4 separate regions of the Mus musculus genome follow, and regions 2, 3 and 4 are each linked to region 1. A link is a loop called in an ENCODE intact Hi-C map of the cell type or tissue named here. Cell type or tissue: heart. All regions are shown on one strand. Links, peaks and the distances in the headings refer to the core of each region. The heading gives the core; the rest is flanking DNA.

What was found. Hi-C counts contacts between places; a loop is a spot of excess contacts. Peaks named below come from ENCODE experiments on the same cell type or tissue, not always from the same donor. Only the 100,000 strongest peaks of a DNase experiment are listed, where the experiment ranks them.
Region 2: a loop joins it to region 1, with 2.5 times the contacts of the local background. A loop is called at or near these places in 2 of 42 quality-filtered maps.
Region 3: a loop joins it to region 1, with 2.6 times the contacts of the local background. A loop is called at or near these places in 2 of 42 quality-filtered maps.
Region 4: a loop joins it to region 1, with 2.8 times the contacts of the local background. A loop is called at or near these places in 2 of 42 quality-filtered maps.

What each region holds. Positions count from the first base shown.
Region 1 is chr10:100,156,468-100,164,547 of GRCm38, forward strand. No RefSeq gene overlaps it. Among named protein-coding and RNA genes, the nearest start is that of Gm35533, 16 kb to the left of the region's middle. In heart, for the core only: no CTCF peak of the experiment used is centred there; DNase peaks (open chromatin) are centred at 3,584 and 3,974; H3K4me3 peaks cover 533 bases; H3K27ac peaks cover 1,626 bases.
Region 2 is chr10:99,672,461-99,680,540 of GRCm38, forward strand. It overlaps Gm35101 (a long non-coding RNA gene), which reads left to right. Exons shown (of 5, transcript XR_380741.2): 3 at 3,118-3,316; 4 at 5,610-5,739. Among named protein-coding and RNA genes, the nearest start is that of Gm35101, 16 kb to the left of the region's middle. In heart, for the core only: no CTCF peak of the experiment used is centred there; a DNase peak (open chromatin) is centred at 4,441.
Region 3 is chr10:99,683,007-99,691,086 of GRCm38, forward strand. The region is part of intron 4 of Gm35101 (a long non-coding RNA gene); the gene reads left to right. Among named protein-coding and RNA genes, the nearest start is that of Gm35101, 26 kb to the left of the region's middle. In heart, for the core only: a CTCF peak has its summit at 4,077; a DNase peak (open chromatin) is centred at 4,225.
Region 4 is chr10:99,947,755-99,955,834 of GRCm38, forward strand. No RefSeq gene overlaps it. Among named protein-coding and RNA genes, the nearest start is that of Gm35437, 49 kb to the left of the region's middle. In heart, for the core only: no CTCF peak of the experiment used is centred there; no DNase peak of the experiment used is centred there.

The sequences.
Region 1 (8,080 bases), core at 1,682-6,681:
AACAGTCCAGACTTTATCTCCCTCCTGGTCCGCCCTCTGACTGTTCCACATCGCATACCCCCTCCCCCCCCACACACCCAACAAGACCTCCCCACTCCCTGGGGCCTCAAGTCTCTCGAGGGTTAGGTGCATCTTCTCTTACTGAAGCCAGACCAGGCAGTCCTCTGCTGTATATGTGTCGGGGGCCTCATATCAGTGGGTGTATGCCGCCTGGTTGGTGGCTCAATGTTTGACAGATCTCAGAGGTCCAGGTTAGTTGAGACTGATGGTCTCCCTATGGGGTTGCCCTCCTCCTCAGCTCCTTCATTCTCCTCAGCCTCCCTTCATTCTTTTAAAAAATACTTATTTCTTTATTCAATACATATATGTAAGTGCTTGAGTGTAAGCATGTGCAGCTCATGTGTGCAGTCACTTACAGAGGTCTGAAGAAAGAATTGGATCCCCTGGAACTGAAGATAAAAGGAGGTTGTGAATCACCATGTGGGTGCAGGAAAAACCTAGGACCTCTGCAAGAGCATTAAGTGTTCTTAACCTCTATGTGTTCTCTTTAGCCTCCTTCTCTCATTTTTAATCATTTTCGGTGTCTGGTTTTTCAACACTTCGATCTAATTCCAATAAACTATTGTTCTGTTTAAGTTATTTGGAGCCAGGGAACTTGATAGGTTTATAGCCAATGTCTCAGGTAAATAGGCAAGCTGGGATAACACTTGTTTAGCAGTTATTTATTACCTATGTACTAGGAAAAATTTTAATTTACTTATTACCTAAGTGTTTATTACTTTTACATGTTAAGTAGTTTGATTATCTAGTTCTATTATTTGTGACTTACGAAAGCAACACCTGATTAGTTCTGAATATTAGCTGGCCTCAGGAATATTCTTCTTTTTTTTTTTTTGTTCTTCAATGTGATTCCTACCCACATCATGTAACTGAATCCAACTAGCACCTTCAATGGGGTTGGAGCATCCAAAATAGACTCTCCCACAATGTTTGGCCATTGATGTCAATTGTATATTCTTTAGATGGAATATTGATTACATAAATAAATAACAGGAAAAAAAACCCCTCATACCCTTGTATATCCAGCAGTCTAGTGAAGAGTTTGTACTAATACAGAAGAAAAATGAAAGAAATTAATAACAAAAACTTTAACAATGAAATGTTTTGAGCTAGATGGACATAGTGGCACATGCCTGTAATTCCAGCTTGTGGGAGGAAGAGACAGACAGCTCCAGAGTTCCAAGCCAGTTTGAGTGACATATTGAAAACTTGTCTCAAAAAACAAACAAACAAACAAACAAACAAAATAAAACAAAAAAAATCAATATATTATATCTGCTGTGAGATGCTTCAGTGAGAAATGAAGCCAGGAATGCATTTGGGGAAATGTTTGGGCACTGGAAGATTTGAAATTTAAATAGAGTGACTCTAGGATCCTACTAAGATCATGCATTTGAGCAACGGTGTGTAAGCAGACTGTGTGTTGTGGGGTTTTCTGACAAGAGACCATTGTTTTGGCTGGAGGGGCTTGTGAGACAATTAGATGAGTATAAAAGGTAAAAGGGAAGAAAAATGAAGAGCTTCAAAAATAATTTCATAACTATGATTATGGTAGTTTGAAAGAAAATGGCCCCATAGGCCCAGAGGTAGTGGCACTATTAGAAGGGTGGAGTAGGTGTGGCCTTGTGGAAGTGTGTCACTGTGGAAGCATGCTTTGAGGTCTCAGAAGCTCAAGATGTGGAACTCTTAGCTACCCTCAAACACCGTGTCTGCCTGCAGGTCACTATGCTTCCTGCCATGATGATAATGCATTAAACCTCTACACTGTAAACAGGCCCCAATTAAATGCTTTCCTCTATAAGAGTTGCTGTGGTCACGGTGTCTTCTCAGAGAAATAAAACCTTAGGACATTTGCTTTTAGTGATCATGAGAACTACTGGGGAATTCTGAGCAGGAGTGCTTCTTTAGTTTGGTGCTTGGAAGGACAGCCTGAGCTGTTAGTGTGAGAAGAGACCGAGAAGGCAGGTGTGGGCCATAAGGCTAATCCACCAGGATTTGTAGCTTGGACCAGAAATAGTGAAGGATAAATGGATTCACTTATTTTTTTTCCCCACAGTGGATGCTTACTCTATCAAGGTATGTTTAGGAAAGCAACTGTAACTGGCTGAACCCTTTACACACTATTATGTAGTCTTTCTTACGCCAATGATTCCCAGAAGTTTATTTCCTACTTGGGTGTGTACCGTAATAATTTCCTTTTCACATTCCAGATTTTAGGGTTACCAGACAAATGGCCTGCCCTGATGGCTGGCTGGCATAGAAGGCAGACTCCATGTGGTATAATTTTATCTCATTTTGGTGCCATCTGACTTTGGCCAACATTTCTACACAGATGTTATTTGCCTGGATTTGAGCTTTGAAAATTTATTATTTTGAACTTGTGCATGCTCTAGTGACTCAACTTTGAATCATCAACAATGAACATTATGTTAGTTGTCCCGGAGGATATTACTGATATAAAAAGAAAGAGGGAGAGAGAGAAACTCCCAAAGAGGGAATCCTATGTAGCAAAGATAAGGCTCATTCAGACAAGAGGGGACGGAGATCAGGATTTAATGACAATGGTTCTTTCCTTCAAGTAGAGGGAAGGGGAACCCAGGAAGAGAATCCTTGACCTTCCTAAATCATTTCTACAGAAAGGTTCCATCCATTGCTCCAGCAACAGCCAGCTCCACCTGCCCGAGGGCCTCATAAAATGTTGCACTAATTCCCTCTGAGTTCTCAGGTAAGGTTTACAAGGGGATGGACGCTAGATGTTCTGCTGTGCTTCCTCAGTTCTTTCCTGCTTTAACTATGTTCCGTGTGTGTGTTTTTGTATTTTTTCAAATGAGAAGACTTGGAAAGGTTTGCCAGAGGTAGATTTGAAAACCATTCCAGTTAAGTTGTTGGACTTTCAGTTAACTAAGGAAAAGAGAACTGGGAAAGAGATCCTTACTGAAGATTCATAACCCATAGTTATTTGTAAGTGGGTTCATTGTTACCCATAGTTAATTATAATTGTAACTCTAAAAGAATTGTATGTAACATGTCTCATTTTTAAAGTCATACACCTATTATTATTATTATTATTATTATTATTATTATTATCATCATTATTATTATTTTGCCAATTCTTATCTCTTCTAGTGCCTTCCATAGTCTCGGAACAAAGATATCCCTGCCTCTACTGTTCCAGTCTAAATAATAGGTCAGGGATGGAGTGGTGCGAAGCAAAGAAGACCGGAGATACCCAGGTGCACAGCCAGAGTCTAATCATGACATCTTTTCTCCCAGAGCTTTGGAGACTCTGGACAAATCTTTCTGAGCCAAAGTTATCTTTCTCTAAAAATGCTTGGCTAGCAAGATGACCGTGGTATACTGTGGTGCCTGTCCCAAGGATGTTCAGCTAGGATGGACATGACTTCCAGAAACAGCACACTCAGCTGAAAACAACTTCCACTCTAGATGCTTATTTGATTTCAAGACCAGGAACTGCAGTGATTAGAGAGTCTCTCAGCAGCTGCTAGATCTGGGCGGGTCAGTGTGTGCGATTCTGTGCTGCTGGAGCCCCAGGTATCATATCGTATCTGGAAACCTGCAAAACGGGGGAGGGGGCATTTATCTTTGCATGTCTTTCGTGAGGAAGAAATTCTTCCCAGAAGGCGCAAGAACTTCTCTTCTGATTTCATCAGGTTGGTCTGGGTAACATGTGTGTTTCCCAGACCCAACAGAGTTGTGAAAGTGAGCGATGCACATTTCTTTCTTCTTGTGAGAAAGGCACTGTAGCAAAAGAAAAGCTGGGAGGGTCGTGGGTGTAGGGTAGAGAAGCTGTGTGGGCTCTGTGTGCCCTGTGCTGCTCGGCTTAGTGAACATTGGAGAGAGTTAGTTCCTTCCTGCTTCTATTTTCAGCACAATACTTCAAGTGCTCGCAGACCGCAGACTGGTGCCTGACCATTGTCCTTCCGTGAGTGCTGAATGGCCTGCCAGCTCGCAATCCCTTCTCTCAAACCAGGCTGACTTCTGTCCACCATGTAAATTCCTAGTTCTAAAATATAGCGAAACTTCTTAATACAAAAGTAAATCAATAACCAAGCCAAGCCAAACCAAACCAAACAAAAGCAGAAGCTAAACCCAGCAAGGAAAGCTACTTGCCTTCCATGTCAGGCATTCCTCTGGGGTCACGTGCTCTGACAGGAAAGGAGACATGTAAAAGCTTCCATTTTCATCGTCTTGCAATTTTAATAAAGTAAGTGGTGTCTCGAAGCATTTTCCAGCTGGATCCTTTTGTGATGTGTGATATATACTTTATGTTCATGCTGGATGTATTTTTCTCCTCAATCTGTTTTACCCAGGGCGAAAAATGGTTTTTGTTGTTTCAAAAAAAAAAAAAAAAGACATACTAAATATTTTTTCTTTTTTTTTTATTAGATATTTTCTTTATTTCCATTTCAAATGTTATCCCTTTTCCTTGTTTCCCCTCTGAAAAATCCCCTATCCCTTTCCCCCTCCCCCTGCTCACCAACCCATCCACTCCTGCTTCCTGGCCCTGGCATTCCCCCATACTGGGGCATAGAGCCTACTCAGGACCAAGGGCCTCTCCACCTATTGATGACCAACTAGGCCATCCTCTGCTACATATACAGTTAGAGCCATGAGTCAGGCACTGGCAGAGCTTCTCAGGAGACAGCTGTATCAGGTTCCTGTCAGCAAGCTCTTGTTGGCAACCACAATAGTGTGGTTTTGGTGGTTGTTTATGGGATGGATCCCCACGTGGGGCAGTCTCTGGATGGTCATTCCTCCATTCTCTGCTTCACACTAAATATTTTTAATGAATGTCATTTCCTAGTTGCTACAGCAGCAAAGAAAAATAACGTGAGCAAGGACCTTGGAGAAAGAACAAAGCTATCAGTCAGAGGGAGCTAGATTTGAGCTACAGCCCTGAAGACTCTAGAGCTGGTCGCTGTATGTAGAAACTGGGGCCTCCTGCATTTAATAAAATTCTAGGAGCAAAGCAGAGACTACACTAAAATTAGTTGACGATGACAGAGGCCTTAGAAGCTATACCTAGAAAAAAAATGTATAGAAACTTTTAAAGCAAAGCGGGAAAGTATGATGTAGGCTTTCCAACACAAACATTGTGAGTCAGGGAGTTCAAAGACAGATGAGAATACAGACCACACCAAACCAAAGATGCTGCTGACTGTGTAGCTAGAGCCCTGCCTTTCTCGTTGATTATGAAAAAAAGATTGGTACAATTCACAGCATCTGCTGTGACAACATAATGATTATTTATGAATTGACACAATAAAATACACATAGAACCATACATGTACATATGCATATAAATATTTAAATATTTAAAGTGCCCCTTAGCCATAGATACCTGCAAGATGAACATGGTCAAATACAAAAAGTCAATTCTCCAAAGGCCAAGACAGGAAAAAAGTAGCTTTTCAGCTTTACCTTAATAGAGATAAACTCTGATTTTGTGTGTTCCTTATGATAATTACTGGCGTCACTATAATCTCCACACTCCCTAAGCAAAAGCAGATCTCTACGACTTCAAGGCCAGCCTGGTCTTTCTATCAAGTAGCAGGCCTGCCAGGGCAAAATTAGAGGATCCCATATCAAAAACAAAATGAGCAAGCTAAGAAAAGCCTGTGACATTTTTAGTGTCAGCAAACGACAACAGTTTTAAATTTTGGAGTTGGAAGATGAGTTTACTAGTTACAAGAGAAACATTTGCATTATTTGGTATTTATTTTTCAAATATGTCTTACATGTTAATTTATTCCTCTAAAATGTATTACAAGTCTCTATGTGTTATTTTAATTCCATACTGATAGGCTGTTTCTCCGCTGCCAGTGAAATAAGACAATTCAAGCCAGATTAGATTGTATCAAAGGCAGGTTTATTGGGGAGCTGCTCTCAGGCAAATTCACTGGCCTCAAGGTGGGAGACCAAGGGAAGTCACCATGGGGGTGGGGGTAAGGCTGATGGCACACACAGAGACAAGAGGCAGAAAAGGGGAGAAGGGAGAGAGAGGGGAATTAAGAGGGAGAGACAGGGAAAGGAGAGAGAGAGGGAGAGAGAGACAGAGACAGAGACAGAGAGAGGGACAGAGACAGAGAGCTCCCAAAATGGTTGAGTTATATAGGGAGGAGCCTCTGAGGAAAAGGCAGCCTAGCCCATCACTGAAAAGTTTAAGGTTGGAGAGCAGCAAATGCCAGGCAGGGACTGAGGCATGCTTGGAGAATCTGGAGGCCAGGTCTGCTTTGGTATTTAGTCCCTTGTCCCAGGGTTGGAAACCAAACACTTACAGCACTTTTTACAATGGACTGCTCCCAAGATTAGCTTAATAAATTTTGGACATCTCATTCTGACTCCAGTATATTCCTTATTCCAAGTCTTCTATATTGATAATAGTATATGGATGTGCTTATTTATGTTAGGTTTGATGTTATTTTGAACACTAGATTTCGTGTTTTATAAAAAGATAAGGAGAGAAAGAATATGTTTGATGTATCTGTAGTCAGGTGTGGGGGAAGGGGGTGCCTCTGCGGGAACCAGCCACAGGATGGCACAGTATAGAATAGAGTTTATTTAGAGAATGGGGAGGGGAGTTGAGAGGGCAGTAGAGACAGAAAGGCAGAGAGAGTAGAGGAGTAGAGGCAGATCATGAGTACATGGAGAGAGAGGGTGGTGAGGGAATGGGGAGAGGGCAGGAGCAGGAAGGGGAAGAGCAAGACCAAGAGAGGAGCAACAGAGAGAGGAGGGGCAAGCAGCCCCTTTTATAGTGAGCCAGGCACATCTGACTATTGTCAGGTAACTGTGGAGCAGAGCTTTGACAAAATGCTAACACTAGAGAATTAGCTCTTCGGTATAAGTGCTATTAATTTTCAGTATTTTTGAAACTGTTGATTGGTTTATCCATCAACACTGTGATCTCAAAAAACGTGCTAAGAAATTTGGAGCATTTAATGTTCCTTTATAAGTAATGACAAAGACATTATTATCACTGTATCACATGCTGCATTTGCACTAACAAAAAATAAAAAAAAAACCCTAAATCTTCAGAATTCTTGCGTACTGCTTATGTATGCATCAATTTAAAATTGTATGTGTTTCTATAAGTTTTAAAAATTGTTTTACTGTTATTGGTATGTTTGTATACCATGTGTGTGCTTGGAACTTGTGGAGTCCAGAAGAGGGCCCTGGATCCCTTAGAACTTTAGTTAGGGGTGTGAGCAACCATGGAATGCTGAGACTAGAACCCTGGTGCCCTGCAAGAGTAGCAGCTTTTTCTAGCCCCCGAGCAGCCATCTTTCCGACCTTGTGTTTCCAGAATTTTAATTTTTAAACAATGTATTGTTGTTGTGTTGGGTGTGTGTGAATGTGTGTGGATGCATGTGGAGGTAATGTGTGTTTCAAAGCACATGTGGGGATATCAGAATACAACTCCTCGGTGGAGTCAGCTCTTCTACCTTCACATTAGATCTAGGTATTGAACTAAGGTCATTGGGTTTGTATGACAAGGGCTTATTGTTGGTGGTGGTGGTAGTGGTGGTGGTGGTTTCTCTGTGTAGCCCTGACTGCCCTGGAACTCACTCTGCAGACCAGGCTGGCCTCGAACTCAGAAATCAGCCTGCCTCTGCCTCCCAATGCTGGGATTAAAGACGTGCTCCACCACTGCAGGACTTTAGCCATTGAGTCTACTCAGTTGCCCAGTTTCGAGACTGCTTTGTCTTGTTTCGTTCTGTTTAAATCTTATTTTAATTGTTTTAAGATTTTCGTACTTGTCAGCTTCTAGATTTTTATTCCCTTAAAGTGAATACAGCTCTTTCTCCTGCAATTGATGTATATTCTTAGCTGGGAAGTCATAAGAAATTTAATGCTAGACCACAGTCTTTAAATGCTGGGGTTGATCCATACATATTTGTATCATAGGATAGAGGGACAGATGTCCTCGCTCTCTAGTTTTTCATGATAACTCAGGGCTGAGTATTATGTGACACTGAAATAAAGGGACTCATTTAAGAAT
Region 2 (8,080 bases), core at 2,017-7,016, 480 kb before region 1:
CTGTCTTTTATGTTATATTTCATGAGGTTGATTTAGTTCTTATTGTTAAACATTTCTACAATTCCAGTAGGTTTTGGAAAGGAGATGCTGGCTTGATCTTTCATATTGTTTATATTTTTTGCAATGAGATCTGGACATGTGAAATGTTTTTTCTTACCTCTAAATTTGATATGGGCAGAACAGGTACTGGCAGAAGAGAGGATGCTTTGGTGGGTGGGCCAAGAGATGGGAAATAGCTCACATAGAATGAAATTACGTAGACAGATGGGATTGGGCTGGTGTAGAGCATATGCCACTTGGTCTAAGTCTTGAGTGTTGAGGGAGATCTAGCTTGGTGGAAAGCTTGGAGGAGACATGTGAGAGGCCTGTGGGCAGCGGGATGGAGATGAAGTCCTGGAAGAAGCCTAGAAATTGGTTGCTCCACAGATATGGGTGGCTGGACAAAGCAGAACACTGGATATGAGACCCAAGCCAGACCTAATGATTCAGGAAGAGGGTGTGGATGGGGAGAACCAAGAAGCCTATGAGGCTAGACCCTGGAGAAAGATGTGGAAGATCTGGCTGGCTGGACATGTTGGATTCAATGCAGAAGGGACATGTGGTTGGTGACAGTTCTATATATATATTTTTATCCATTCATCAGGCAATAGATACTTATATAGGTCCCATTTCTTGGCTGCCATGAGTATTGTTATAGTGACTATAGGCATACCTTAACCTGGACATCTTTGTTGAAGCATTTAGCTTTTTTTTTTTTTTTTTTTTTTTTTACTTTTAATAAATACAAACGGTTCTCCTTTCATCTCTGTAATCCTTAAAACTCCTGGTTACTCTAATGTCTCTTTTCCCTGATCACACCACAGTCTAGCACTTTTCTGAGCTCCTCTGACAATTCAGGGGTCAGAGGATAGCAATAAACAAGTAGATGGTAACATTCTGTTTGGCGACTGCTTCTGAAGCCCTCCCTTAGTAAGTAGATAAAATATCTCCCTTTCAAGGCAATGCAGGTGTTAGTTTACTAAACATCGCGCCACACTGGGCCACAGGCCACCATTTTCCCAGCCTCTGGAAATAATATACAACTTGTATCGTCCTCAGTGTCAGCAGTCATGTTTTCAATTGTTTGTTATGTTCAACTGTATCTCCCTCTGAGATACCAATATCTTTGCTATAATAACAAATGAGCTCAAAAGTTTAGTCAGTCTTTCTTGCTTATGTAACAGAGCTTTGGAGCACCCACTGTTCTGTTAGAGCGGAGACTCTCAACCTGAAAGATCACCAGAAAACAAGATATTTACATTTTGACTCATAACTGTAGCAAAATTACAGTTATGAAGTAAAAATGAAAATAATTTATGGTAAGGGGTCCCCACAACCTGAGGAACTGTATTAAAGCATTAGGAAGGATGAGAGAACCATTGTGCCAGAGGCTTTGAGGGAGGTGATCTCTGCTCTGATATCTTTCCATCTTATGACTCAGGCTAAAAATCCCACACCTGTACTTCCAATTCATGTCTCTTAATGAGTCAGCCCTGATTGAAGGGAAGCGATCTGGCGCCTTGTCCCTTTGGCTCACATTCCATTATCCAAACCAATTTACACTGTTTAGGATGAAATTATCAGCATAGAATTACAAAAATTTTTATAAAGAAAGGTTACATAGATAACCACAAATAACAAAATGTAGTTCTCTATCCCTGCCCATCTTCACCACCTGAAGAAAAATATGTTACCCTCTAAAAGGAAAGAAAAAATTAAAAATAGTAGAAATAACCTTAGTAGAGGTTGCTTAGAGAGCAAGCATATGAAAGATGTTAACTTGACTAAATCATTTTAAAAAGAATCAATAAAGATGAGAAATAATTGGCAAACTGTTAAAATATGTTCAAAATAAAAAAGGAGTTTCTAACCAGGGATATGGCCAATATTGCAAGAAAATCATATGAAGAATTTAATGGGAAACAGTGGACAATGTAGAGGAATCTGTATCACTAGGAGGGCAGTTCCAACTACTCAGAAAGAATATGAATCCGTGATTGTTACTTTGTTACCTTAAAGACACCGATTAATATAAAAACATAAGATTCAGGAAGTTGAAAGAGGAGAGCCAGACAATTCCATGGGCAAATGTTACAAAAGTTTGAAGAAATAAATGCATTGATTATAAAAGAAATGTTGTAGAGAATAGAAACTGTGTATCATTTACAGTTTAGGCTCACTCGAGCAACACACGTCTTAGAACAATACTCCAGTGGTTTTGAACATAACAGAGTTAAGTGAGAGAGGTACAAATGATCTCCATGGGTGTATTAAAGCTTTGGATAAAGCTCAACATTGGTTGGAACCTGAGTAATGGCTCAGCAACTGAGTTGCTTTTGTGAAGAACCCAAGTTCAATTCCCAGCTTAAGTGGTGGCTTACAACTAACAGTCTGTCACTCTAGCTCAAAGGCATCTGATATTCTTCTGACTCCTGGAGGCACCAGGTAAGCTCGTGACACACAGGTATACACAGAGGCAAAGCACTCATACATGTAAGATGAGATAAATAATGTAAAAAAATTAATTCATCATTGATTACTGATTAAAAAACAGCTCAAATATCAGCAAAACGAGAACCTACCTAGGCATAGTAATCAGAAAAAATTTTATAGAGTATTGTAATTGCTTCCTCTAATAATGCAAATAGGACTGGCAGCGTAGCTGCTAGGCAGTGGTCAGGTTTGGAGAACAGCAAGGAAAGCAAAGGAGACAGAACATAATGACTACATGGAAAGGAAAAGTATTAGTTTTAACATAAAGATCCATAAAATTGCCAGATAAAATGTTAAAGCACTTAGCCTTTGAAGCAGAGACAACAAGGAAGCACAGCAACAGTGAGAACACACTGCTTATCCCTTAGGACACTGTAAGTTCCTAGAAATATGCGTAATACAATGTATCAGCATACAACAAACGCATAACCTTTTACTGAAAGACAAAAATAAAACTTCACGTGGACATTTCACTACAGTGACTCCAAATCTTCAATATAAACACGTAGATCCTGAATCTCAAGAGATAAACCATCGTGAAAGTTTGCAAATTGTAGTTTTATTTATTTATGTTTTATTTTCCAGTGCTGGTATTAAACGAAAGTCTCCCGAATGCTTCCAATCATTCTAGCATCTGCTATATTACATCCCTAGCTCGTTAGAAGTCCTTGATGGACAGATACAGAACGGCAGAGTGGTAGGATGTTATCGCCAAAGCAGACCTGAGGATCACGAAAAGAAGTGATCACGGAAAACCTCCGAGATATGCCAGGTGACATAACAGGTGAGGAAGGTTAAGAAATGATACATGGGTGTTGTGGGGCCTTGGTGTGTGTGTGTGTGTGTGTGTGTGTGTGTGTGTGTGTGTGATACTGTGTATATCTCTGTATAAGCAGGCATACGTTGTTTATTTACACACACATACATACACGTGAAGGCCAGAACAAAGCATTAGGCATCTTGGTTTATTGTTCTCAGCCTCCTTGAACAAGGGTCTCTTACTCAACCTGAAACTTGTCTTTTTTGACTAGGCTACTTGACCAGCAAGCTCTTAGGATCCTCTTGTCTCTGCCTTCCCAAGGAACTGGGGTTCTCTCGAGCATATACAGACATGGCTTTTCATAGGAAATACTCTAACCCACTGTATTATCTCCCTGTCCAGAGGATTTGTTTTCATTCTTTTAAAAAAATTTCTTTCAGTGTTTTTCTTTAAAAAATTGTCTAGTACTCGCGTTGTTTAATTCATCAAAGTACAGAGCAATCCTTGAGTAAACTGTTTCAGTATATTATTGCCTTGTTGGTGTTGAGGGGGAGTGAATTTATCCAAAAGATAATTGGTATTAGGTTTTAGTTTTATTATATGTCTAATTCTATAAAGGCAACCATAAACAGTGTTTGGTTTTCTAGGTGGCATAGCATTTTAAACCACAGCATGTGTGATAAACAAATGGACAATTCTTATATATGAATTAAAATAGCTATTACTGCATTGGGCAGTTTTATTTTTTTAAAAACCAGGTGGTTCTACCTTAAAAAATTAAACCACCAAGCTAGTAAGATTTTGCAATGGGTTCTAGGCTTGCCTAGAATGTAAGCCTATATTGTAGAATGATACAATGTAACTCCAGGCATTTGGGACAGGTACTGTAATGAGAGCCTATTATTGGGATCTAGCTTTGAATGGTCCTGGGCTTCCCATTTTAAGTAGAAGCTTGTATTAGTGGACAAAGTGTTTTATCTCCACTGACGGGAAACCTAAGAATAGCTGTTCTTTATGAGTCATGCAAACACATTCCAAAAGGGCTTTCTTCTCTTCAACATCTGTAGTAGCCTTTCCTGTCCTTTCTCACTACCTCAGCCCAGGTAGAGCTGGCAGGCAAGGGAGAATGGACAGTGGCTATTTTTACTCCATTGAATTTCAATAAAGGAAGACAAAATAATTCACAAGAACCAATAATATTCAGTTCTCAGTCTTCAGAGACAAAGTGTGGCCACGAGTGACCCTTGGGGACAGGAACTATACATAGAAGAGATCTTTTTCCAGCTTGTGGTTGGTGCCAATTTTCCCCCCAGTGTGGAGAATTCTGGCACCCCGGTTGGGCCCTCTTTTTGCTCTCTTTAGTGGGCATGATCATTACTGATTTGTAGAACACGTTTCTCCCTTGAGTACTATTCAACCTTACCTGGAAACTTCCTAATTTTGCTTTTTCATGAATTAGTCTAAGGTAGAAAGATGACATTTGGGGCTCTGAATATGACACAATGATATTGTGTTTATATATCTAAAATTAGGAGAAATTTAAAAAAATTCTATTAAAGATTGACCAGTTAAAAGCATTCCCGTTTCCATGACTCAGAGAAATGGAGAACTATAGTATGATATTTTGGGGGTGGGGAGGGGAGCTTTTGGCTGAGGAACTGGAAGAAGGAGTTGGAGGCAGGAGGTTGGCTCTCACTGAGTGGTGGGATTCACTACAAAACATAACTGTCCTTTGGTAGTGAAGCGATGTCTGATTTCTCTCTTCCCACAAACCGTTCTCTCTCACAAAACATTGCTCTCACCTTTACTTGCCGTTGAGCAGACAGACAGGATACAATATTGTGAGGCCCCATAGTGTAGGAGAAAGATATACCATTCTTAGTGTCTGTGCTTAAATCAGGGCAATAAAAAGAAAAGAGACAGAATGTACATGTGACAATTATAAAAGAAAACCCATATTTTAGAAAGGGTCAGCTTCTAGCTTTCTTGCACATATTCTTGAGCCAATAGAGATGTTTTCTCTGTGTGATACTCTGCCTGAGCTCACCATTAAAGGCTTAACAGTATTATTGCTAAGGATGAATGGCTTTGTAAGAACAGGGAAAATATATTAGTATATTTTCTAGCTGAGCATCTATGGCTTCGTGGCTTGACCTCAGAGGAAACAATCACGCCCATTCTAGTTGGGACATGGCACTTTTCTATATAGGCCTAGTCGATCAACAAATGCCCAGCATCCAATAGAGCAAACGAGTCAAAACAACCGCCTAACGAAGCCTCAAATTAAAGTGTTTTTTTTTTCCCTCTCGATATCCAGCATGGCAGAGCTAATGGAGGGCGAATTCTACAAAAATAGTTTAAACAGTGCCAGCTTTCCGAAGCAAGAGGAGGGTCCGTGGCCAGCATAGACCCTAAGGATTCACAGCTGCAGATGTCAATTGGAAGAGGTAATAACCTTTCTCAGCCCTACGAGCTGGCTCATTATTCTGCAGCAGACCTGTCTCTAATGAGAGACCTCTCAGATCCTGCGAAGGTGCCAAGAGGACAAGTACCTTCCATGGCAGTTTTTCTGGTTGCCATGATTTCATAACTGGCTTCAGTTTCTCTTTGTTGTGCGCATGTGCAGCAAGGCAGCAGGAGAAAGCAAGAATACACCCGCAGAGCTTTTGATGGGACCGGCTTTTTTCCTTTCTCGGAGCTTATTTCTGCTGCCATCTGTATCAAAATAACGTTTTTACACTCCATTTGAATACATGCTGGCTACTTAGCCTTCTTCATTTATTTTAAAGCTCCTGTTATCTACCTCCGCTGTTTCCAACCGAATACATATTTTCCTGAAAGCTTTCATTCTTTTTACTTCCCCAGGTGTCTATTTCACTTTCTGCTTTGCTTTGTACTTACACCATCGGAGGGTATGGGGGAAATATTTACATTTGTAGGATTATTTAGCTTTAGTTATTTTAGGCATAGGTTAGTTAAACCTATCTTATAGGTGACTCTACCTTTCCAGAGCTCTGAAATTTGAAAATTGCTTGAAAGTGGAATATTATTCTGGTGTGTGTGTGTGCCTGTAGCTCTTATAAAAATTTTTGGGGAAAGGTTGTCTTTGGAAAAAACAATCAGTCCTGAAAGATTATAAATATGTCACGGAGGTGTGATTTAAAAGTAAAAAAAAAAAAAAAAACAAAAAAAAACAAACCAAAAACCAAAAAACAACCACCCCCCAAAAACCCAAAACCAACCAACCAACCAACCAACCAAATAAAACAACAACAACAACAACAACAAAAAGCATGCGATTTCTAATTATCTCTCAAGGGAGATATTATTATCTTATGAAAAATATTAACATTGTCACCTAGTCGTCTCAGTTAAGGGCTTGGTTAAGCAAGCTGCATTTTGTCTTCTATAACAGCTGGAAGACATGACATTTCAAGTGCAAAACAAACACCCCTTCCCAAACAGCAGCAGATTTATTCCAGTCTCAATGGAAGATGGATGATGGATTCATGAAGAGATATCGTTTCCTATGCCAGCTGTCATCCTTTCAGAATGGCATTTGCATCAAACTGTACCTAGAAGGTGAATGAGATTGTGAGTTGTAGGTGCAGAGTGTATCTGCCTATTACTATGAAGGGAACTATTCCATCTTGTGTAATAGTTACTTCTTGAGTATCTACTGAACTCTTCCCAAGAATAAAATATCTAAACTGCAGGTTTAACTCAGTGGTAGAAGACTGAGCAAATACTGAGCATGTAGCAGGCCTCATGTCTGATGCTCCACACTACATAAACAAACAAGCAAGCAAATGAACAAACAAATAAACCAGCAAGCAAATGGAGTTTTCTCATCGAGGAGTTGTGTCTATTGGAAGGGAACAAATTAAAAATGTCTATTTGTAGCGTTACTCTGCAATAAAAGAGTGTCTTTGACTATCACCAGTACCACAAGAAACAAAGAAAAAAAAGCATCATATTAGAAGCATTCTAAAATTATAACAAAGGAGATCATCTAAATAGTTGCTATGCCCTGAACATAGAATTTGAAGCAACTTAACCTCTTTCACCCTCTTTAATTTCTTTTATCAAAGTATGGTTTGATTATGGTGTCTACTTAAGAAGCCAAACTTCTTTAAAAAAAAAATCAAGTACACTGCTCAAATCTACACAACTAGAAAGAAGCAGAGCAGAAAAGAATTTGAGCTTTGTATCTCATTCGATTTGGGAGACTTTGTCCTCAAATACCATGACGCACCCCTGCTCTCCGACAAGGACAACAGTTAGTATTTACTGTGCAAAGTAACCGAGTCGATTACACTCTACCACTAAATCCATGTAGAGTGTAAGCAGTTTATCTTCTAAGCAAGGTTTTGTGGTGATTAAGGAGTGGACACAAAGCTTGAGCCTCTCCTCCGCATGAAGAGATGGCAGGGCTGGCTAGCTCAGCTGTTGAATAGCAGCAGCCTTGGGCCTTGTCAGGTTTAGGGAGCAGTGGCTGTCAGCAGGAGGATACCCAAGTGTTTGGAGACTGAGAAAGGGCCAAGATAGCCAGCTATCTTGATAAGACACAAGAAAACAGGGAGTTGTTTATGCAGCAAAGTTTCAGGGCAAGTAGGAGGAGGGGGAGATTAAAGCTTTTGGCCTTGAATATGAGGGACACCTTTCCTTTTCCTTTCTTTTTATTCATTTATTTATTTAGTCACTTTATGTCCCAATCGCAACACCCCCCCCCCTCTCCTCCCAGTTCCACCCTCACATGCCCCTTCCCCCCTCCCTTCTCTTTAGGGT
Region 3 (8,080 bases), core at 1,920-6,919, 470 kb before region 1:
GCTGCAGGATTGTAGAAGGTCACAGGACTTGGGCAGGGCGTAGAGCCTCTCTCTCTACCTCAGACATCTCTTGCTTTATTTCACTCTCTACCTTCTTTCACCGATCCTGAATAATTCCTCAGAGTTTGGGGGTCAGGCACCTCAACTGAAAATGTAGCCCAGTGCTGAGATCTCCTTTGGAAAATGAACGGTAGCCAGTTCTCTTTTAAGTGGTTATTCTGAGTGCTGGCTTTCCAAGAGGAGGGGATGATAAGTCTCTTTCATGTCTGAGGCTCACCCAGGGAGAAATTTTATTGCTTGATTACTCTTAAAGAATGAAGTTAAAGAAATTTTTAGGGAAAAAAAAGCAGAAAGGAATGACCAATTTTAATAGTTTAACTATAAAGGATTTCCACACTTCTGGCTTTTTTTTTCTCTCCTGATAGAGAAAAGAAGCCATACCTAGGCCTTTGTCTTGCCAGGCAGCTTTCATCTGCTCCCCAGGACTGTACCGTGCTATTCAGGAGGAAGGATAACAGAGGGTGAGCTCAAACCTCCCTGGGTGCCTTAAAGGCCATCTCTTTTAGTAGCTAATCGACTGAACAGACAAATTCACAAACTGTGGTTGTATAGAATTTAATCAGCTCCCCTCCCGTTTATTCTTCTTGTCTCTCAGAAAGTAGGTTTCACCTCCAAAGAGCTTGGAATCAATTCTGAAATATATAAGATCAGCTTTTTCCTGCCTGCGATTGTTCTTGAGATGCCAGCCAGTGACCTAATTCCCCGTCTCTTCTTCCAGACTCTGCAGGGATTTCAGCAAAGCCACCTTCATCCCTCAACTGCAAACATAACCCAGTGAGATGACCTTTTGCTGCAAAAGAAAACCTGAGGCTCCCTCTGAATGAAGCTGTTATTTTTTTTAACAAAGCATTTGCTTTAGACAGTAGTTATAGAATGCGTATAATACTGGTAATTATTCAAGAGGGTGTAAGGACTACCTTATCAGTGTGATGGTAGGGTAGCTTGTGCTTGGCTCAGGAGGAATATTCCCGAGTCAATTGCTTCTAATGCTACTTTTGAGATGTGTCGTCTTTGAAGAGGTGAAGAATACATCTTCTGTGTTTTCACATATTAAGTGGGGGAAGATGGTCCCATGATAAAGAGCTTGGAGGAGGGTTCAAACAGATAGAACCAAGTATGCACAGAACATAGTGTCCACTCAACATAAACACCCAACGAATGGTGGCAAATACTTTGGCCAGTTGAGTAGAGGATAGAACGTGAAGAGATGGAATATCACACATTTCTGGTTTCAGCCATACTGGGACAGATTGGATATTTTTGCCTGGGTTACTCTCCAGTGAGGCTGTGCCGACTGATGCTCAGGTACTCCTAGGATACATAGAATTTCTTAACCGAGTGCAAAACTTTCTTATTGGACAATGATAGTACCAGGGAATATAAGTAATTTAGAATGTCAAAGATTATCCAGATGGACATTAACAATAAAAGTACCTGGGAAATTGATTTTGGGGGTAGGTGGGTGATAAGCCTCAAAATTATTTTCACCTCTTTAGAAAAAGACGTAGAGCTATTAAGCAGAGCAGGTGCATCTCACTCCTTTTTTCTTCAGAGATTTTGGTACAGCACACAACATAGCACTCGTACTGGTGCTAATGATGCTGGACACAGATGATGAGCAACTTCTCATGGGGGAGAAGAGGAACATGGCATATCAGGCAGACAATGGAATAGTTATGGTGATGTGCTTGAAGGTGTGGGCTCTGGAGAGAGAATGTCTGCATTTGAATGTGGGGGTCCCTGTTTACCAGCTATTGGATAATTCATTTTAATCTCCATGCATTTTAATTTTCGCAGCTTTTAGATGTGGGCTGAGCATCCTTTCCAAGACTGTATGAGCTCAGGTGCTCAGTGAATGGTTACTTTTGTTACTATCAAAGGTTAATTTCATTTTATATGGCCTTTTGGGGTGGGGGGAGCAGCCATTTCTTCCTGATCCAGGCTTTGGACAATAGCTTTACCTAGAATAACAAAATACGTTTAGTTTCTAAGATATTTGTTTTAGTTGCTAAGTTGAAAGGCACTCTTTAGGTTTCTCAAAGGAACTTTATTTTTAGAAGCACAAGTGGAATAATGTGAAAACTGGAGGACTTTATGCAATAGACCTTACTACTTATATCCCCAAGTGTTACAAAGACCAACCCTAGAAGTTCTCATGTTAGTTGTTAGCACCACCTGCTAGTTAATGTATATGACCAAATATCAAGCTTCAAGACCATTTCAGCCTCTGCCACCGACTAGCAAGTCACCTTACCTCACTTAACCTCTTTCTCCCAGCTTTCAAATTAGGATAATAGGGTATTTCTACCCACATAGGGGTGATGGGTAGCTCAGCTAATTGATGTTTGCAATATGCTAGGAGATAAAAGGCGCTATGGAGATGTAACCTGCATTAATAGGAGAACAAAGCAGGATTTTAAGAATCATGGGAGGTATAACAGAACTAATAGATACATTGGGCAACAGAACCTGGAAGACAAGGAGGCTGTAACACTGAATCATCATATCTATTCTAGGTTTTGAAAAGCCCATTCAAAGAACGTATCTCTTTATATTTAACAGCTAATTTCTCTGTGTCATAACACCTTCTATCTTTTTCCAAACACACTGGTTTTAAAGAAGGTAGGTGAATATCACAACCAACGTCCAGGCATTCTACTTTTTGCTGAACCATGACCTCCATAACCATGAGGCATTTGCTCTAGATCAAAGACCACAGCTTATCTAGAAAAACTAGTAGCTAGATGCCCTTATTTGTAAAGAGATGATTTTAAAACTTTACTTTTCTCCATCCCAACTTTCAGTGCAGTTCCAGTCAGCAGCCTGGTTCACCTGTCAGTGTTCCCAGTAATAAAAACTGACTTGATCAAAGCGACCGGTTCCCATTTTGTCATTAGACCTAATACCTGTGTCCAAGCCATCTGGTTTGACAGCCATAATAGTTGAAATATTTTCCCTTGCAGACCCCAGAAATGCCCCTTGGGGCAAATAAGCATTTGGCAGCCCGAGGAAATATCAGTAGACAAGGACGTTTCCTGCTTGCTCTTTCTGAGGTCGCATGCAGAGGAGTGAGAGCAAAGGGTAGGGACACCTGCTGTTTACTTGACAGATTTATAGAGGCTTTTCAATGGGACATACAATTTTCAAGGCCCCAAAGAATTTTATCTCATTTCTTTCTCTAGCCCAGCAAATAATGAAATAACATGTTGCTATTCACCTGCATATGTCAGTAACCTTGAGGAGTTTTAAAATTTTGCAGAAATTAAAAAGAAAGAAAGAAAGAAAAAATTGCCATTCACACAAAAATGCCTTTTTCTTTTCTTTCTCTTCTTCTCCTTCCCCTCCCCTTGCCCCTTCTTCTTTCTTCTTTATCCCTTCTTCTTTTCTCCTCCTCCTCCTCCTTCTTCTTCCCTTGAGGAATACATTTCTCCACCTTTCTTACTGCCTTTATGGGAGTTTTTAACTGACTATATATATTCTACAAGAGCTCAGAAGGACCACAAATTGGGGTCTGAGGAGACAAGAAACAAACAAACAAACACCAGACATTCCATCCTTTAACAATGTAGCCTTGATTGCCTTGGTACATAGTGCCTTTCCATGGAGTCATAAATTAGCATTCAATGGCATCTTGGGGTTTCCACCAAAGTTGTAATTTGCATGTTAGCCATTGACTTGCATCAATACATGTGAATCTCTTAGCATTGCACAGATCACACTAAATTCAGTGATCAACTGAACAGCAAGCATTTGAGCATCTTGCTTCCTTGCATTTTTGCCCTGAAAAAGTTGGGATTTGTGAGAACTTCAAACCTACTGACTTTTTCACTAAAGTCATTTGAGGTGAATGTCAGGGAAGGAACTTGAGAGACCCAGAAGGGCAAAAAGAAGGGAGTTTGGGGTTGTCTTATTTCCCTTCAATAGTGCACGGTATCTTGAGTTTGTTTTTGAATTCTGCTCCAGGAAAAGAGCCTGCCAAATTCATACATGAGATCTCAAGTTTGCCACAAGGACTCCAGTCATTTCCAAATTCTTGAAACAATAAGCTATAAATAGCCCCAACAATGTCAGGATTGTATTGGTTTCCGCCTAATGTCCTCTGGCTGAGGGCCTTGCTCCTAATCCTTAGGTGGAAAGCAGAGATTCCGTCTGAGCTGCAGGTCGATCCATGGCCTTTTCCAAGATTAGCTGAAAAGGCAGCTTGCAGGAAGTAGGTGTCCTAGCCAGGCACTCGTTGTGGGGTTTCTGAATTATTTATTGTGTAAGAAGGCTCTTGGCTTTAAGCACAGGGAATATAGTTTCCCAGGACACAGGCTTAAAAATAGATGCCTGTCCTTTTTCCCTTCACAGTATTTATGTGCAACCAAATTATCCTTCCCCCCTCTCCCTCACTCCAGGTCCATATTCTCTTCACTTCCAGTGGCAGAGGACGCTATTGCTTAGTTTCTTCTTATTAGGGGTTTCTCTTAAGCTGGCTCACTTCTCCAGGGGAAAAGATTTTTGCAATGGGCAATGCAGAATGACATCCACAAATTCCCTGTGATTCATCTCAGTAGTATTTCAAATGGTAACCCTCCCTCCAAAATTATCATTGCATTTAAGCGGAGACACATAACTGGAAGATTGATTTTGACTAGGCACATGGTTCATGGTGTTTTCATGTTCCCAAAGAGTGCCTTGATGATACATTAATTACTGCTTTCATCTAGATGGGTCCATCTTTAATTGCTACACCCTTCATCCAACCAAGTTAAGGATTCCTAGGGTGAGGACTATATGGTGGAAATCCTAACTGCCCTTCACTTCTTTGATTCTGCTCAACTTGTACATTGTCTGGATGTTGGCTGCTAGGACTTAGCATGAATCTTGGAAGAAACACCATTATATAACAAAAACAATGGGAGTTGTGCAGAGTATGCCCATAGCAAACACTTGATCTTTGCAGGAGCATTAAGGAAAAAAAATCCTGTGAAGTGATTCCCCCCACTTCTTTTGGAAAGGAAAAATTCATTTGTAATCTGTTCAATAACTCAAGCAAAGGTCTATATCTTTGCATAACTTCAATCTTGTCTGTTCAGGCAAATATTCCAATGTGTGTTCACATAGCACACTATATATTGTGCTACATGCTAGAATGAGAAAGATGCATTGAGAATCCTAAGGTCTTAAGATAGCTGACCATAAATATATATCATTTAAATATGCCATGTGTATTTCTAGGGGGTGTACCTTAAATTGCTGAGCTCATAGTCTGATCTTGTCTGTGAATGGGAACTAGTCAAGTAAATATTTGCTTTTGTCAGGTGAGCTATTTGCTCTATTTCCAGACATTATTGCCTAAAAGACAAGGTGAGTTAAATGTCTTACTATTTCATTGGAAGTTTTCTTTGGGTATGGAGATCTGAATGATAAAGCTAGTTAAAGGAAACTATGAATTTCCTGACTTTCAATTTCAAGGTAGGTTCAGCACTAACCAAGAGCAGTGGTTCTCATCCTTCCTAATACTGTAACCCTTCAATATAGTTCCTCATGTTGTGGTGACGCTCCAACCATAAAACTATCTGTGTTACTTCTCCATAATTGTAACTTTGCTACTGGTATGAATTGTAATGTAAGTCTCTGTGTTTTCCGATGGTCTTAGGCTACCCAGGTGAAATGGCCATTCCATCCCCACAGACTGAGATGCAGAATAAGAGGATGTGCTGTCTGGATCCCACCAGGACTTTATCCAGAATACTCTAATGGTACTCTAAGGTCAACAACATTCTGAATCAGATGATAAATTATTCAAGTTTTAGAGGTGGCATCGACTCTGTGTCAATGCTGACATATCAATGAAGACATACCTCAAGTCGTTCTAGTTTGAAGCAGCCAGCTGCAGATACAATGTAAGAAGTGTGCATGACTTGTATCTAGCCAAACTTTATAAAAATCAGAAAAGAGCTGGACTTGGAGGCTGTGCCATTAGTTTGCTCAGGCTACAGCAGTAGATGGACGAATCCGATATTGCCTGCAGCTAAGTGCATTTAACAGTTTTAACTGCCAGAACTTCAGAAGTTGAGTAGAGCTCCAACAGATTTTCTTAGACTCTTTGTATTACACACCTGATTTTCATAAAATCCCGTACAAAGAGTGATGATGGAAAGAACCGAACTTGGCTCCAGCTCTATGAAGCTTTCGGGGCACATATATCCTTGTGAATACACAAGGAGCCAGGCAGCTTCCCGAAAATGATTTGTTTTGGTTAGAATGGAGAGAAGCCCGAGGAAAAGAAGGTCCAGCGACAGGTCCAAAGTGGGATCCAGCTCAAGGGGAGGTCCCAAGGCCTCACGCTATCACTGAAGCTATGGTGCGCTCACAAAAAGGAACCTATCATGACTGTCCTTTGAAAGACCCAACAAGCAGCAGCTGAAAGAGTCAGAAGCAGATATTTACAACCAACCAATGGACAGAAGCTGCTGACCTCTGTGGTTGAATTAGGGGAAAGCTGGAAGACGATGAGGAGGAGGGAGACCCTGTAGGAGGACCAGCAGTCTCAATTAACCTAGACCCTTGAGATCTCTCATATACTGGACCACCAAACAGGCAGCATATATCAGCTGATATGAAGCCTCCAACACATATAGAGCAGAGGACTACCAGGTCTGGGTTTAGTCAGGAAAGATACACCTAACCCTCAAGAGACTTGTGTCCCAGGGAATTTAGAGGTCTGGTGGGATGGGGATTGGGAGTATCCTCATGGAGACAACGGGGCTGGGAGAAGGTATTGGATGTGGAACAGTCAGAGGGTAGATCAGAAGGGGAATAAAATCTGGAGTTTAAAATTTAAAAAATTATTAAAAAATACCAAAAAATTCTCTAAAAAAATACAGATTGAATAGAAAAAAGAAAAGAAAAGAAAGTAGTGAAGTCAGAATAAGCTATGCATGTGTTGAATAAGGCCTCTTTCCTTTCTCATCACACTTGCTTTGATTGGTGATGATCCTTATAAATGATTTATTTATTCTAGCTCGTCCATACAAAAGACACAAAATCTTGGTATTTTATCTACAAGCTGGAAGCCTAGTTTGGGCAGGTTTTGAGCTATCCTAACCTACATCCCAGCCATATGCACCTTGTTCCTTGCTGTTCGAGTCTTTCCCAGGTTATTTCTGTTTCATCAGCCTGTCCTCAGGGTCCACATCTCCTGGCCATGTGCTTAGGGCCCCTCTCCTCTCGTGGTGGTCTCCTCCTCTCTCCATCGCCTTTTTCCTTTTCTCCCCGGTCATTCCTGAGACCTTCCTCACTTGATCCTCAAGTCCCACCTTTCTCTCTCTCTACTGCCCAATCACAGGCTTTTATTAACCAATTAACTTTCAATGGCAGAGCAAAGTTTACATAGCATCACTTGGTATATGGTGAAGATCTGCCGGTCAGGCACAACCAGACTTTGGGAGCCAGTATTTTGCATTTGAATACATAGTAGCACTAGACCAACCCTCAACAGAGCTTTAGATAAGAACAGAGTCCACAAGGAAGAGAAGAGGATTTCTGATTCACACAGGCTCTCATACCCTTGTGTCTATGCTCCCACCTCCTGCTGGAAATAATGGAAAAGAGAAGTTGATGCTGTTTATTATTATTATTATTATTATTATTATTATTATTATTATTATGCAGTGCCCATTGCTGTCCCAAAGCTCACACTAATACAATTGCCCATCTTCCCTTGTTGCCTTGACTTCATAAGCACTACACAGTCATAGGTGGCATCTGGCAACTTTGCAATTAATTTTGTTGTCATTTCGTAAAATAATCTCATCTTTTCATCTGTCTCTCCTGCTTCCCGTAATATTCACAGATAGGAAAACAAAAGTTCTTTGAGGAGAAAGCTGCAGGAGTTGTTGCGAAAGTCAGTTTGTGGTATTTTTGACCCAAATTCAAATAATAAATGTCATACAGCTGTCCATTCCAACAGTCACTTTTAAATCTCATTCTTGTTATTATCTCTCGGGCCTTTGATGGTGTTCTCTGTCATGAT
Region 4 (8,080 bases), core at 1,692-6,691, 210 kb before region 1:
TTAAGTGGTGAATAAGTTGTTTAAGATAGATTAATGGCCTTCCCTCAAGACTGAGTTAATTACCATAATGGTGAGAGAATTGTCAGTCTACAAGGACTGGAGTGCTTCTTACAGGGTGAATGGTTGCAAAGTGAGTTTGCTGCCTCTGGGGACATTTTTGTTCCCCCTTTCTTCCTCACTTACTGTGTTTTATTAATTTATTTTACTCCTGCTTTTCTACCATTAGATAAAGTATCATGAAGCATTAACTGGATACCCCTGCATAATCTTGTACTTCCAGCCTCTGTTTCACGAACTTCGAACCACTACTCTTCCTAAACCGTCCAGCCTTGTGTATTCTGTTACAATAACAGAAAATCAACTCAGACAGTGATGCATTTTCAAAAAAAAAATCAATCAAATAGCTGAAATAGTCATATCACTTTATTAGATATACTTTCCTTAAGACAGATCATGCCTTAAAACCCTATTCAACAAGATATTATTACCAGAAATTGTTTCCCAAGAACATTTCTTAATTGGGACGGCATGGCTTACATTTTTTAGTCTTGTTTAATCATTTTTCAGGACAGAGGAAGCACCAGAGTAATCTAAATGAAAGGCATGCTACAGATGGAAGCTGAAAATCCTAACCAGCTAGTTTTCAAATCTTATACCTTAAGAGAGCCCCTCCCATTCCTTTGCTCATTCATATGCAAAGTGCAAATTCTCCAGGAATAATTATCACTTTCTTTTATTTATAGAAAACCTGTAACTTTGTGAATGGAGAACTGCATCTGCTCTGCCAGTTTTCTATACATATACTAATAATTACTATTGTTAAGACCACGGGTTAAATTTTGAAAATAGCTATTGATAATTAGTAGGGGTGCCATTCATTTGCTTCAAGTGCAGAGGAAACCACACAGTTAAAAAAAACTATAATCATGATGTCTTTGTCGGATCCAACCCATAATTTCTAATGTCGGAATTTTATATTCCCATGGTGCAGGATACCATTCATTTTGTCAAATTGCATACGTTAAACACACACACACACACACACACACACACACACACACACACACACACACACACACAGAGTATGCTTGAATAAATAAGCAGAGGTACGCAGGAATTCACTTCAAGCCATTTCCTCTATTTAAGGGATAGTTCTCAGGCTAACCTATGAGTTGGTGCTTTTGGAATGTAAATAGAACTTTCTCTAAGAACATTTGAAGGCCCCAGAAACCAGCATACCACCTTTCAAGTAGGAATTGCTGGATTTTCTTGTTGATCCCACTGTTGCTATAAGGACAGTAACTTGGACACATTAGTCTTCTCTTTCTGTATGCATGCTAACTTCCAGGGTTTTGGTAAGAGCAAATTGTGAGCGAGCTTACTCATCATTTCTAAGAAAGAAGCCCAAGTAAATGTTCATATTAAAGTGTGTTGAAAGAAGGGTTTGGGAAACAAGGCTTGGTCAGTAAAGGACTCATTTGTAAGTATGAGCCCTGATTTGCATCCCCATAGCCACATAAGAAGCCAGACTCAGTGGTGTGAGGGTCCAGTCTCAGTACTGGAGAGGCAGAGGCAGGTAGATCCCTAGAGACTGCTGGCCGGGAGCCTGTCCAAATCAGTGAACTTCAGATTCAGTGAGAAATCCTGTTTCAAGAAGTCAGGTGAGGAGTGAATGAGAAAGGCACTTAATATTATCCCTTGGTCTCTACACACACTGACACACACACACACACATACAAACACACACATACGTGTACACACACTCATCCACACCCAAACGGCATTGACTCAATGAATACGAAAGGAATGGTCGTTTGAAGAGCTAGTTCTTTTTCGATCTCTGTGACCTCTGATTTTTAAAACTAAGGGGCTCAAGGAGACTATTGACTGGTAGTGATGATCTCTGCCTTGGGACCTTTCGATCAGTTATTAATCAGCCTTGTATGTTTCTGCTATCTCATATGAATCACTGAGTCACTAAATGAACTTCAGTGTATCCCATTCACCAGTAGTAACAGCTCCTCTTACAAAGAATGGGGTGGGTGGGTGCAATGTGCAAGTGACAGTAATGAATCAAAATGTGTTGGTGGCTCTATTCATTGGTACATTCCTCTAAGAGTCCAAGTGAATTATGGGTAAACATCCCGTAACTAAAATAGAACAGACTCTGACCTGTATCAGTTCTCTCTCATGATGTGATGCATCCATAGGGACGATGTAGAGGCACTGACAGTCTCCGTGTGCCAGGCCCGCTCAGCAAAGAGAGGCAGTCTGTCACCAGTGCTTGAGAGTTCCATCCACTCAGACATGTAGTGAATACTTGCCATGCTCCACACACTGTGGAAGAAATGAATACTCAGATCTGGTTACTAAAGCATGCTTGCACGAGTTATGAGAATAAATGGAGAATGACTGGGCACTGTTCTGCCAGTCTGTAACCTCCATGGAAGAGCTGGATTCTACAAAACTGAGGACTATCTGTCTTTGGTAAAGAACATGCCCTCTGATGAAATATTTACTCATATTTTAAACACAAAATTTTCTAAAAATTAATCCTCAGGACTTTTGTTTATTTTCTAATCTATCATGTTTTATATCTGGGGACCATTTTATCAATATATAATAAAAAGTAATAGCTAACTTAACGTAAAGGACATATTATATTGTGGATTGTTATAAGTACGTAATGCTTATGAAATTATTTCATCTTTGTGTTGTCATTATGAGGAGGAAATACTAGCATGGCCACTTTGTGAACGTGGAAACTGAGGAATAACAAAGTCAGTCACTAGTATAGGGCCACCTTTAGCTGTGGGATGCATCCCACTCCACTGCTTAACTTCATATCACAACACTGCTGACCATTAAGTGCCTTTACTGTGTTTACTAATGGAGGAACAGATAGATTGACTAAAGAAGTGGGAAGGGCACGCGACTCTGTGGATAAAGTGCTGTGCAAACATGAAGCGCTGAGTTTGAATCCTCAGAACTTAGGTAACTCAGGCAGGAGCTATCCTGAGGTAGCTGGCACTTTTTGATAACCCCAGAGCTCCCAGGGTGGCAAGACAGAAAGAGGAGACAAGAATCCCCAGAAGGTGTGGGCTAGCTTGCCTGGCATATAGAGAGAAAAACAAAGGGAAAGGTTTTGAACAAAGTGAAAAAGAAGGACTGGTGTTTGTGATTGTTTTCAGACCTGTATATGTGCACATGTATGTGCATGGATAAATAACACACACAGAGACAGACAGAGAGACAGACACACAGACACACAGACAGACAGACACACAGATAGACACCAACACACACAGTGAGACAGACAGACACTGACACAGAAAGACAGACAGACACTGACAGACACATACACAGACATACAAACTGACATACACACACAGGCAGATAAACAGGCAGAACTCACACACACACACACACACACACACACACACACTTACACATGAGGAGACAGGCAGACAACAACACACATATGAGAGAGACACACAGAGAGACAGAGAGACAGGAAGACAGGCAGAGAGGCAGAGAGACAGATTGGTTAAAAGAAAATGGAGCAATGCATTTTCATAGTCGTACTAGAAATGATTCATATTTTTCTCGGCATGCGGTGGGTTCCTAAACATCCTCCCATCTAAAGCTACCAGCAGTCCTGCAGAGCAGAAGACAGTGCATGGACTCATTACGCATATGGATCGACTAACCCTCAGAGACGTTATATGACTTTCACCAGTTCTCCCAGTTTTGAATTGGTGACTCAGACATCAGCTTTGCCAAGTCCTCTGCTGTGGATAGCACACAACAACACTTCCTTTATAAGTGATTGTTCTGCATATTTTGAGAAACAACACTAAACCAGAAATATTAGCAGTGAAGTACTTCAGGGGAACATGTTACAAAATCTGTTATCATATCACATACTAGGGATATAACATTTGATATGTGAGCCATTTGATAGTGAGACCGGTTGTGTTGGGCATCTCAGGAATCAATGGATGAGTGTTTTTAGGCGTCTGCTCTTTTCTTTTTAACCACATTGAGATATACTGTCCTACACAGAGCTTGTCAAGGTGTAATGTGTAAAACAGATCATTGTCTGAGCACAATTAAAGCCGAAGTAAACAACATGACTGATTCTGACAACCTAACCACACCCACTGGCAATCTTCCTTAAAACCACAAGAAGACAATGGAGTAGCTTGTGTTGAGAGAAAATTTAAAAATAAACTCTAAGTTCTTGCCAAGACATGATAAAAGACGGAATCTTGACAAATGCTAATGAATAAAAATACCTAGGCTTATGTAAGGTGATGTTCTCCATTCTTGTTTTTTAGAGGGGGTTTTTTGTTTTTGTTTTTGTTTTTGTTTTGTTTTTGTTTTTTGTTGTACCTTTTTTTTTCTCCACGTAGCCAATATTTTTCCTCTTTTCTGATAACTATGTAGAAACTGCTATTTTCAGTAAGAGAATCTTTTAGAGTATAGATCAGGAACCATACATGGATGAATTTGAATTTTGTAACCCATGAGAACAAAAATAAAGGTTTTAATTCTACTTTGGGGATTAAATGAGATGCCATAGTTCTTTACCCAGTCACTCATTCATGTTTTCTTTGTACTGTTCTAAAACACACTGGCAAACAAAATCCTCGCCCATAGATGATCTATTTAAATAAGTACTGGAAATAAGAAACTTTCTATGATAATTCATGATAGTACTGGTTCGGTGTCATATGAGGGATGTGGGGTTATAATCCGTATAAACTGATGCAAGCAATGGTCTTTGATCCTTGGTAAGCATCCTATTGAGAACAAAAGTGGAAGTTAAAATGTGTTTTAAGATGAGTCCCACAGTACCAAGTAACTGCTTATTCATCTATATTTGCAGATGTCTGGGGTGGGCGGAGCAAAACTCATTGACAGCAAACGTACTGCACAATGATGCAATCAATCCTGGCGTCTGATTAGCCCACTCCTCCTCACGAGCTAAAAGTACCCCGCTTGAAGAAAATGATAATCAGTCAATAATTGGTATCAATTAAGTATGCTTACTTCTTTATGTGAATATGAATCACCCTCTTTCTAGGAATCTGTGACGGTGTTGCAAACTCAAAATGTATTCATTTACGCACTGCAGAAGGAAAGAGAATACAAGAGGTGGCGGTCTGTGAATGTCACAAAGAAGGAAGAACCAGAATTCCACAGCTATGTGCAGATATGAAGGAAAGGAAAGTATTTCAAACTTATGGGAATAGCAAGAGTCTTGGGCTTTGTTTTATGGTGGCTTTGTTTTTGTTTCGACAATGAAATAAAAAAGGCAAGCAGAAAATCTGGAATTTTAGTATTGCATGCGTGGTTGAAGCTGTATTACTGAAAACGGATGAGGAAATTTTACAAGCTTAATTGCAATGCAAACATATGAGACAGAGTAGAGGATCTCTGCTGTTCATCTAGAAGCGACATCCAACACATTAGAAACAGCATCTGTGACAATGGCACTCTCATATTAACTGAATTGAAGCACGACAAATATGGGACTCCTAAAACCTGTGTCAATTGTTGCAATTAACTTGACACACATAATTTGGATTATTATTAAACAAAAACACCTCAAGACCTAGGATTAATTTTATGTTGATTGGTTGCTGTCTGCTCTAAGCATGTATAAATCTAGAGGCTGAACCAAGTAAAAGAAAGTTGGGCCAAAGCTATGGATAAAAGAACTATCAGAGGTAACAAAGAAATATCCTGAGATGACAGTTAGGTAGCTGACTTAGTTCTCAGCAGTGGAACAGCATCCCAGGATCAGTGGGTCCAAGAGTAATTCATTAATGAAATACTTTCTGTGTCAATGAATTTGAGATTACTAAACTGATAGTATAAAGCTTAGAATCATTAGCGAGAGATCAAAAGCAGATAAATACTTAAAAACAAAATACAGTACCTAAATCCATGCTAAACAAAAGAATCAAAACAAGGACAGAGGACATGGTTCAGTGGCTAAGAGTATTTGCTTGTTATAAAAGCAAGCAGATTTTAGTTCAAGTCCACAGCACTGATGTAAAAGCAATGGAGTCAGGCAGACACAGTAAGCGAGACCTTCTCAATGGCCACAGTAATCAGACTGGCAGAGGGAGATCTCTGTATAGGCATATCTTTCAACCCATGTACTCATACCCAAAGGAATAAAACAAGAGCAACAAACAAAACAAAAAGCAGCCAGCGTCAGTGGGGCATTCAAAACATTGTGCTTTGTCAGCAATAGGAAGTGACCATGATACTACAATGCTAGCTAACTTTCACTCCATATCAATAGATAATCAAGATCAGCAGAAAAACATTTGAAACAATATAAGAACAGAATTCAAAACAATCTTGAGTTATAAGGGTTCTCCCAACCTGCACAGGGTAAGTTAAACAAACAATCGAACAAACAACAACAAAAAAAAAGGAACGTGGAGAGGGGTGAAAGAAAATCATGAGTCAACAGTCATGTTTAAAATGACAGGAGGAATTATTTTGGACATCAGAGAATAAGTTCAAGGTAACAGCATGGACAGTGAGCTCCCAGATGTTCTTTACTTTTATGAAATTTGATAAATGTACCTGAGGAATGTCTTCTATTAGCATCGATTTCCTACTTCCTCTTTCCTTGTTCCCCTCCATGTACGTACAACTGTCTGGTTCCCTCACAAATTCATGATGTTTTTTTCTTTAATTTTCATTTTTACACACACATACATATAATATATACATATATACACATATAAAATATATTATATATACATATATTATATATACATATATTATATATACATATATATACATATATTATATATACATATATTATATATACATATATATACATATATTATATATACATATATATACATATATTATATATACATATATTATATATACATATATATACATATATTATATATACATATATATTCTATACGTATATATTATTTAGGCATGTATATATGTATATATTATTTAGGCATATATCTATATATATGCCTAAATATATAACTATAACCTGCTAATTGTCAGGCAGGCCATACATAAGATGATGCATTTTAAAGAAAAGACTCTTACACATTTACTTTTAATGAAGCATCTATCACGGTACAACTTGTATTGAGTGTGTCCGTATTTGGTACATGTAGCGCATATCTGGAAAATTGTCTGGGTCTGGAAGAGTAATTGAACAGTCTATGGATCATAAGTCTGTTGTGTTCTGGGTTCACTGGGGACATAAAATACTCGCTCAATTTTTGGGGGGAGGCCAGTTTTGATGCAAAACTTTTCACAGAACCAACAGGTTATACACACACCAAGGTTTATTTTAAAGAAATAGGGTAATAAAGATGTTGAGTCCCATATTGTGTCATATAGAACCTAGAAACCTAATCTGACTCTGAAGGCCTGAAGACCAGGCTCGCTGGTGATGTACACGGGGTTTCCACTGCTCAAATACATGCTCTGGACTGTAGCTCACTTAGGATCATTATCCTAGTGATAAAACTGTGACCAATAGCTAAGTAGAGAAGAAAGGCTTCATCTGGCTTACACTTCTGCATCACTATTCATCATTGGATGACGTCAGGAAAAGAATTCAAGCTGGGCAAGTCTGGAGGCAGAGGCTTGGGGCAGTGATGGAAGAATGCTGCTTACTGATTTGTTTCATTTCACTCTTGCTCACTCTCTTGCAGCAGCTCAGGACTTTCTCAGCCTGCTTTCTTACAGAACCCAAGACCACCAGCCCAGGGGTGACCTTGCTCACAAAAGGTTGGGCTGTCACATAGAAATCATTAATTAAGGAAATGTTTATAAGCTAGCCTACATCTTCTGGAGTCTTTTTTTTTTTTCTTAATTGAGACTCATCCTCCTCCTAGTTGCATCAAGTTGATATAAAACTAACCAGTAGAGACTTAAGACTGCATTCCTTTCTGGGACATGAGAGAGAGAGAGAGAGAGAGAGAGAGAGAGAGAGAGAGAGAGAGAGAGAGAGAGAGAGAGAGAGAGAGAGAGAACATAGAACATGAGTATATATGTGTGTGGAGGTCAAAGG